Regions from separate parts of the Homo sapiens genome. Here all the other regions are linked to region 3. The links are chromatin contacts, found by Hi-C or POLR2A ChIA-PET in ENCODE. All regions are on one chromosome and are shown on one strand. Each heading gives the region's core, a stretch centred on a gene start or an enhancer-like site at or near the end of the contact. The rest is flanking DNA. Distances are from core to core; before and after follow the strand shown. Region 1 has its middle 440 kb from the start of JARID2-DT. Region 2 overlaps DTNBP1 (dystrobrevin binding protein 1). Region 3 holds the start of JARID2-AS1 (JARID2 antisense RNA 1).

Evidence for each region. Hi-C counts contacts between places; a loop is a spot of excess contacts on that map. ChIA-PET counts read pairs that join two places held with the same protein, here RNA polymerase II (POLR2A). Pooled maps may share reads with other maps.
Region 1: a map of mammary epithelial cell shows a loop between it and region 3 (5-fold over the local background). The contact joins the enhancer-like site here to the promoter of JARID2-AS1 in region 3. A Hi-C loop is called at or near these places in 8 of 168 maps with a recorded cell type or tissue (IMR-90, MCF 10A, chondrocyte and 4 more) and 8 of 50 pooled maps. POLR2A ChIA-PET finds 5 or more read pairs at or near these places in 4 of 52 experiments (GM12878, K562, activated CD8-positive, alpha-beta memory T cell and 1 more).
Region 2: a map of endothelial cell of umbilical vein shows a loop between it and region 3 (2.7-fold over the local background). The contact joins the enhancer-like site here to the promoter of JARID2-AS1 in region 3. A Hi-C loop is called at or near these places in 1 of 168 maps with a recorded cell type or tissue (endothelial cell of umbilical vein). POLR2A ChIA-PET finds 5 or more read pairs at or near these places in 1 of 52 experiments (AG04450).

Annotation. Positions count from the first base shown.
Region 1 is chr6:14,803,515-14,806,410 of GRCh38, forward strand. No RefSeq gene overlaps it. Among named protein-coding and RNA genes, the nearest start is that of JARID2-DT, 440 kb to the right of the region's middle. RefSeq lists an enhancer at 870-1,705 and a silencer at 1,224-1,518. Within about 2 kb of position 1,342, at least 10 of the 41 ENCODE cell types and tissues checked have a DNase peak (open chromatin) inside an H3K27ac peak, as active enhancers do; they include dorsolateral prefrontal cortex and mammary epithelial cell, where a contact is called at or near this core.
Region 2 is chr6:15,550,531-15,553,230 of GRCh38, forward strand. The region is part of intron 7 of DTNBP1 (dystrobrevin binding protein 1); the gene reads right to left. It overlaps DTNBP1-AS1 (DTNBP1 antisense RNA 1), which reads left to right. Exons shown (of 3, transcript XR_007059478.1): 1 at 1-2,700. Among named protein-coding and RNA genes, the nearest start is that of DTNBP1-AS1, 5.8 kb to the left of the region's middle. RefSeq lists a silencer at 468-762 and an enhancer at 1,204-1,752. Within about 2 kb of position 1,346, at least 6 of the 41 ENCODE cell types and tissues checked have a DNase peak (open chromatin) inside an H3K27ac peak, as active enhancers do; they include endothelial cell of umbilical vein, where a contact is called at or near this core.
Region 3 is chr6:15,247,064-15,249,976 of GRCh38, forward strand. JARID2-AS1 (JARID2 antisense RNA 1) reads right to left here and starts at 1,633. Exons shown (of 2, transcript NR_120502.1): 1 at 1,447-1,633; 2 at 752-1,081. All of the region lies in intron 1 of JARID2 (jumonji and AT-rich interaction domain containing 2), which reads left to right. RefSeq lists silencers at 1,199-1,258, 1,379-1,858 and an enhancer at 2,047-2,888.

The DNA of each region.
Region 1 (2,896 bases), core at 92-2,591, 440 kb before region 3:
AGCCCTCCCCTCACTTGTGTACAGCAGTTTGGTCACTGCAGAAACATCCACCCTGGCTGGTGGGTAAATACCCCATAAGACAGAAAAATGACTTCCTCCAAGGGACTCCTGATAATTAGACAAGACAGTGGAGAAATTCCTTCCCTGAGCCCCTGATTTCAAGGCCATGGCTACATCCATGATAAGGTATGTTTCTGCTTTGCTTTCTCCAGAGAATCAGGGAGAAATCCCACTCCATCCCACCACTACAGCCCCCGGCTCGTGAGCAGAGCTCACGAGGTGGTGGTACCTTCTCCATCCCCACGCCTGGGGCACAGGGAAGAGCAAGGAAATTCTCAGAACAATGCAGCATAAGACATGATTTCTCCATGGGTCCCAACCTTCCCTTTCATGGGTCTCCAGTCCTGCCTCCCATTCTGCACTCTGCACCCCCATCTTTGCAGAGCCATCCCTAAGTCACACGCACCGTGGAAGAGAGGAGACAGGGTAACAGCACTGTGCCTGCCACCTGACCACAAGCCCAGGCAAAACTGTGGTTTGACCCACATGGGGCGGGCAGATGGCTCTGTTAATGCCTGTGCTTCCCTCGGACCGCTCCAAGCCCTAAGGCATGAGGGAGGATCTGTCAGCACAGGCAGCTCATCCACCCGGCTCTCACCACCCAGTTTCAGCAGGACTGAAAGACCGCGGTGCACTTTTGCTTCCCTGGACACTCAAAAAGCTCAGTGATGTTTATTTTCCTTTGCTCAGTCTCCTCTTTTCACCACCAGGACAGTGTGAAGTCAAAAATCTGTGCTCAGCACAAGACACAGCAGAGAAAGAGGAAGAAACTGGCACAAAATATTTTCTCCAGCGTGCTGCCTGGGGAGCCTGGCTTTGACTTCGACATGTGCTGGAGGTGTGGTGTCCAAAGTAAACCTTTTGAACTGTTTTTTTGGAACCTCCAAAAAGACCTCGCACATCAAAGGGGATCTGATCCCCCATGAGGTGCATAGCAGGCATCGTTAAGCATTTTGCATGAATCAAACACCTTCTGAAAAAGAAAGGAAGCCCAAACTCATAGCACATGGCCAGCCCGTGTCCCCGACCACAGGCAGCCTCGAGCACATGCTCACCACATGGCTTCGCCTGGTTGGGTGGAATCAAACCCTGCAGAGGCACAGGGGCTTCTCCATCACAGGAGCCGCTCTCTGTGCACTCCCAGGCTGGGATACAATGGGGCTGCTTGTTGGAGCAGCCTCACGACCCCGGCCTAGGCCCGCCTCAGGGGAGCCCAGGCAAACTCTGACTCCAGTCACAAGGGGAGCCCTGCTGGGCCGCCCCACCCCAAACGCCGAGGCAGGATGCAATCTGGGGCTGAATACAGAGTCCAGTGTGAGTCCTTGGCACGGCGCCCAGAAAGCCACGCAGCAGCGATGGGCTTGGTGGAGAATTCCAGGCTCTGAAAGAAAGCAGAGCAGGGAACAGAGCCGGAGCCTTGAGCCTCTTCTGTCATCTTCCCTCCTGGAATTCATTCGGCTTACCACAGGCAGCTGCAGCCATGGGCAGAGCATGAGCTCAAACTTCAGAGGCCATGGTTGCCCAGACAGTCCCAGAAACTGATGACACGTGCTTCTCTTGACCTGCCTGAGGAGGAAGGAGCTTTCAGGCCCTTTCCCAACAGCTATGCTACCTGCACAGTGGCAGCCATCCTTTGAGGGCAGAAGGAAGGGATTTAGAAATCACTTGTGCCCTCTCAATAACCTTCAAAGTGCCCGGGAGACACCAAACCTCAGATTTCACTGGAGGTACATACAGCAGTTTTTAAAACAAGATTCTGGGCCGGGCGCGGTGGCTCACACCTGTAATCCCAGCACTTTAGGAGGCCAAGGTGGATGGATCATGAGGTCAGGAGATTGAGACCATCCTGGCCAACATGGTGAAACCCCATCTCTACTGAAATACAAAAAATTAGCCAGGCATGGTGGCGTGCACCTGTAGTCCCAGCTATTTGGGAGGCTGAGGCAGGGGAACTGCTTGAACCCAGGAGGCGGAGGTTGCAGTGAGCCAAGATCAAGCCACTATACTCCAGCCTGGGCGACAGAGTGAGACTCTAAAATTAAAATTTAACATTAAAATTTAAAAAAAAGGTGCTATCATTCCTGACAATTGCCTCTTTAAAAGTCGTCTTCTCTGGTTAGCAAAGTTCTAGGTTCAGGAAAAGAAAAGTGTTTAAAACCACTAATGCAACCTGATTGGTAAGAGTTTTAATTAGCAGTTCCAAAACTGTGCACATTCTGAGCTTTTAATTAATATGCACAATTTCCGTTGCATTTTACTTCAATAAGAGCTATATAAAACCAGTGAGTGGGTGACATTGACATTCCATTCAAAAAAGAACTAGAAGAAGAAGGGGGCAGGAGAGTTGAATTTGGAGGAACAGAGAAGGCAAATGAGTCTCATAATTCTCTAAATTATGCCTTTATAAATAAACATTGTCACCTACACCTCTCATTGGAAGCCCTTCAGCTCATGCCCAATCAACCCCTGGAATCATTTTAACACACTGACACCCTGAACTGTGGGCCCAGACGCTGGGGATGCCAGCCAGATAATCCTCCCCTCATTCCACAAATACGGACTGAGGATGCTACATGCCAGGTACAGGCAGGTACCAAAGATGCCAAGGTGAGAGAGTTGGTCCCCACCCTCCAAGGAGCTCATAGTTTTATAGATGATCACATAAGGAGAAAAACAAAAGCTCTATGTCTAGACCACAGACACCTCAGGGGCAGAAACACTGTCTCATTTATTCTTGTACTGCCGTCATCTAGCCAGGGTCTAAGCAGAGTAGGCAATTATTAAATGTCTGTTGAATGAATACAGGGTGAAAAATGTGTGCCTCCACACATACAGT
Region 2 (2,700 bases), core at 96-2,595, 300 kb after region 3:
ATATCCTGCCTCTAAAAGGTTCAGTGACAGCCAAATCTCAGCATGCTTGAAAGCTGATCATATCTGCTGGAAACCTCATTATTTCCAGAAAATATTTTTGAAATGGGGACATATCACTTTCAATTATAAGCTGTTGAAGGCTTATGAATAAGTGACTTATGAATAAATCAGTATTATGAATAGCTGTCTTGGTCCCCTCCCTCCTTCCACCAGGAGTCCTTCACTGCCAGCTAATGAGATGGGGATGAGAGGCAGATTCTGCCCCTCCCAGGCAGGCTGGTGTTGCAGCCCACAGGGATGACGGAAGATGGACCTGGAGAAGTTCCTGAGTCCACAAGCTGAGGAAGATGCTGCATGAGGAAGGTCGGAGCAGGGGAGCTGTCAATGTGGGGGCAGCATGCTGAGTCATCTGAATTTTGTCACCTTTCTTGAGATTTCACCAATTAGAGATTACATGTTTTAATATGTCCTTTTCAGTATGAAGAATACTATATTCAGGGGGCTCTGAGAAAACTAACATTCAAAGCTTAACATGAATTAGTTTATCAGGACCTCTCCCTTACTGCTTCTCTAAGATTAACTGCTCTATAGATGAAGGGGTAAATGAGCAGAAAGAGAGGTGATGTGAAAAAAAAAATGCAGCAGCTGGGAGACAGGACACCCCTGCTTGGGGCCCTCAGCAGGAGCTTTTGGCAAACCTGAAGGTATCAATGCCTTGGGACAAGGACGTGCAAAAGACAAGTATGAGATGCTGAAGATGTGCTACTTCTGATTCAAAATAGTGTTCAGAGATTTTACCCCTCACTCTTCCTGTTTTCTACTGGCTACAACAACCTTACGCTCAGTAAAGACGTATAAGAATAGCTTTGCAATGAAACTGCTATTCAGGAAGTATCCCTAGGAAGCCGCTTTTCCAGCTGCGGAAGAAGGACACACAGCCAACACCTGATGGTTCTCCAAAGAAGCCATGCCCTGACTTGTAATTGCCTTGACCCTTTGCTCAGACGCCTGCACTCAGCCAACTTCCACTCACCCTCCACATCTCAGCTCGACTGCCCCCTTCTCTGACAGGCCAGGGAGACCCAGGCTCTCTTTCCTCCACGCTCCCACATAGCTGGTACCTCTCCATTGCTACCACACACTTGCCCCCTATAGTTCCACTGGATGCCACGTTCCTCGAGAGCAAGCACTGTGTCTTTCAACATGGAAGCTTTAGTGCCTGTCATGGAGTTGGCGCTCGGCAACAGTCTGATGAAGGTACTGGTAGCAATCACTAAATGGGGACTGCACAGTAAACGCCAGATATCAGGAGCAGCCTCACAAGTACACAGGAGTAGGCCTTCAACTGGCTGCTTGATCGCAAAGCCACAGCCAGCAGTCACAGCAGGCCAGACGTTTGAGGTGCAGTGATGCAGAAGATAAACAGCACACAGCTCAGGAAACAGCAGCACAGCTGACGGGAAACACCAGCATGCCATTCTATGGGCTGGAAACAAACAAGTACAATCCTCATGGCTAAAAGTGGGAGCAGGAAGTGGCTACAAGGGGCTCTCAGGAACAGGCAACGGACAATGACATCAGACTGGTCCATGGAATCAGTGCAGGAGGTATCCAAAAACACCTGCACTTAAGATTCAGTTCAATAAAAAGTGACGTTACCCAAGGGCTATGGAAAAGCTGGCCAGGAAATCTGTAATGCATTAAAAATAGCATGCCAAAAATAAATCACATCCAAATGATCAATAAAATACACCCTCTGAACTCCTCCCCCAAATTCATACTCACAAAATGATGCCATGAACCTTTCTTTGGGGTTGACCACACCTGAAAGTAGGCAGAGAAGCTGAAGGAATATTGAGGGTTTATTTAGAATAGCACACAACCTATAAGCTGATATTATTTATTCAATGAAAGGTTTAACACATCCAAGATATTACAGGATTCCCTTACATGTACCCAATTAGTATGACAGCACAGCTGGGTGCAGTGGTTCATTCCTGTAATCCCAGCACTTTGGGAGGTCAAAGCAGGAGGACTGCTTGAGGCCAGGGGTTCAAGACCAGCCTGGCCAACATAGTGAGACCTCCTTTCTCTATTTTCTTGAAAAAAAGACAGCAAGTCATATACAAGAAGCCTATTATTTTGTAAGAAAAGTATAACTTATAAACTGAGCTAACATTCCTAAAATAAGACCCATATGGTTTTGAAAACTGTGATGTGATAATGTCCTTTTCATGAACTCTCCTGATAACACATGTTGATATTCCTTAGGATGAAGATTTGCCCATCAATTCAATACACAGAAATAAATTATTTTCATGGAATACTTTCAGGTCTTCTATGTTCTAAGCACAAAGTAGAAACTCAAAAGTGATTGTGAAATGAGTGAACAACGATTAATTAAAAAAATAAGAGTAAGAGGGTATAAGATTCAGGAAATACCCCCTTAAGGAAAAAGTTTCATCTAAGCTCAAACAATCATTTTATTTCATTGCTTAGTTTTTTGGTGTACGATCATCAACAGGAGAGGGGAGAAAAATCCAAAAACTCTTGCCAACTTATGAAAAAAGCAGTTTGCCTGAAAATCAAGTAAAACAAGTTGATGAAATGATTTGTAAAGTCAGGAATACTGCCCTGTTATATTTGCATTTCCTTTGTTTCTCATGAAGGGTTGCAGCCTGTAGGGTGGCCATTCTGACA
Region 3 (2,913 bases), core at 383-2,882:
ATCAAATTTAATGTCTGTGGTCGTTTTGGCTTATCTGGTTTGCAACATAAACCAGTTGGGAATCATGTTACAGCGAATGCATTTGTTGGGATTGACTTTAATAATGAGGCTGGTTTTGTTTAAAAAATTCATGGTTTCCAGTTGTAGGGGAAAAGGACACACACTATGGCTAATGTTTTTAAGTGTGTACGTGAATGCATATGTAAGTAACTACAAATAATTTCTCCCTGTTAACTGGGCTTCTGAAATTGGGTGATTATTCCTAGATTTAAATGGCTTGGAATAGTTAAATTTGTTTTGTGCATAGTACAGCTACGTTTTGATTGGCATGGGGAGTGTTTTTGTTTTGTGTGTGGTGGCTTTTTTTTTTTTTTAAGTTTGAGGGGAGGGAGGAAAGGGGGACCGAGGGATTAACCAAATATGCACTCGAGTGATCTGTGATTAGCTGCATGCTTTAAATTAAATAACTCTTTTTTTTTTTCAAAAAAGGCCAAATGAACATACCTTAGGAATAATGCAACGTAAGAGGAAAGTTTATTTAAGTTGGGTAGACAAATTGGTGTTAATATTTTCCCTTTTTGATCATTGTGGTGTGTGTAATGAGAGATGACCTTCGGGGCACTGGTTTTGTAAAAAAATATATTTAATGGAAAAGCTGAATGCCTCTTCAAGAGAGCTGATCCTTATCTAGACACGTCAACTTCAACTATGAAAGAAATGCAAGGTTAAATAATCAAGCCCAACTTAGAAAGCTGTTCCATAAAGAATTTAAGAATTAAAATACATCCGCATTGCAGAGGGCTGGGTAGAATGCAAAGGACTAGTTTAAACTCGGGCTGTAGAAACTGCACTGAGGCAACCTTGTCTTGGAGCGTGGACGCCTTCCCGGGGCACGTCCGTTTCGGATGCAGCCACAAAGCAAATGGGGTAGAACTTGGACGAGAACCGCACCCCGCCTCCCATTCCGGACCTCGTTGAGGTGGAGAGCAGCGTGGGGTGGGTTTTCTTTCTTATTGCGGGCGTTCAGCGGATCGTGTCTCCGAGTCCGGGCGTCCGGCTGCAAGCCCGTGGCTGGCGGCGGCTGCGGGAGGCACGGCACGAGTTAATGCACCGGGAGCAGAGCCGGTGTTCCCGACGTCCTCGAGCCGGCTGCGAAAGGGACGGCCCGCGGGGGTCGCGGCAGGCTGGGCCGGGGCTGGGCGGGCGGGCGCGCGCGCGCGGCCTATAGGGGGCATACTCCGGGCTCTAGGCGGGCGCGCGAGGCGGGCACCGGTCTACCCGGGCCGGCTTGCAGGCGGGCAGGAGGGCGGGTGGGGCGCGGGGGTGGCGCGGCCTGCGGGGCGCGGGGAGGGGAGAGCGCGCGGGGAGGGGGTGGGAGCGGGGGCGGGGGCGTGGGCGTGCCGGGGAGGGGGCGCGCGGCGCACAGCTGCAGCGGGCGCCCCCCACCGCGCACACGGCCGAGCATGGCGGCGGCGGCCCGGCCGGCTTCCCGCGGCCCTGCCTGCGGGCTCCGACGCAGTCTCGAGAGCAACAGGTTAAGCCGGCGAGACGTCAGCGCGCCCCCTCTCCGCCCCCCGGTTCTTCCCCCGCCGCGCGCCGGCGCCCCAGCCCTTCTTCCCTCCCTCCGCCCCCCGCGGCGCTCGGTTCCCCGACGCTCCCGGCCGCACTCTGTTGTCATTGTGACGTCACAAAGGGACGGGCTCGGGTGGAACCTTCCCCTCCTCCTCCGTGACGTCAAAAGTCGGGCGGGAGGCTCCAGGCGCGGCGGGGCGGCGGGGGGAGGAGGGAGCTGGGCGGGGGCGGGGGCTGCCGCAGAGCCGGGCTGCGGCGTGGGAGGAGGAAGAGGAGGAAGATGCGCTCGGCCTCTGCCTTCCGCTCCGGAGCGTCGCGCTTCCCACCAGGTGAGGGCCGGGGAGCCGTAGGTCCCCAAAGGAGTGCCACTGGACCCTGTTCTGATGCCACTTGGGAAGCGGGGAGCGGGGAGGAGGCGCCTCCTTTCTGCAGGAATGTTTTCACTTCCTCTGTTCCAGGTCTCCTGATGGTGTTGCATTACTAGCGTGGTGCATGTGTCCCCTCTCCAGTGCTTATGTAAAGAAATGAAAGTATTCAGGGAAAGCTGTGCTTTGTTGGAGGACCGCGTTGTGGATTTGGCCACCTTGTCACTTGAAGTCGTGTTAGGGGTGCTTCAGCAGGATGTGGCCGGATGCCTTTCATGATGATGCTGCACAGCAGCAACTGTTGCTCTTTCTGGAAGCTTTGTGGTACTACGGTGGGGGGGCTTTCCTTTGCTGTGCCGGCTCTGTACCTACTGACTGTTATTTTGGGGGGCTGGACCAAAGGAAGACTTGTCATTGATAAATGTACTGAGAAGAGCACAGGACTCCTTTAAGTCTCAAGGTGCTCTGGGCTTAGTTCTTCTGAGCAGGGAAACCAGAGGCTGGCGTTCTGTTTTCTCTTTTGTAAAATGGAAAAATACCTGCCATTGCCACTTAACTAAGTCACTGAAAAGATCATGTGCATGGAAGATGTAAAACAGTATGCCTCTTTATAAGTAAGGTGGCATTATTACTTGAGCTGGTGGAAGGCAGCACGTTTCCCACAATTGGTCTCAAAAGCCCGGGATGCCTGCTGAGTTGCCATTTAGTTTATTACCTTAGCAAAGCAGAGTTGGGGGTGCGATTGTCGATAGTAGGCTTTGGGAGAAATGATTGTTATATTTCGTAATAAATGATGTCCTTGAGAAACTCATAAGTTGCAGTGTAATCCTGTCTTAATTGTGTTGAGCACGACTCCCACTGCAATACCTTAAATAACTGAAAACATTTGCCTTTGAAAGCCCCAATCGACTTGGACAATAAAAACAGTTGCATGTTTTGCTCTAGAGATATTTTCTGCCGTTTCCATCATTCCACT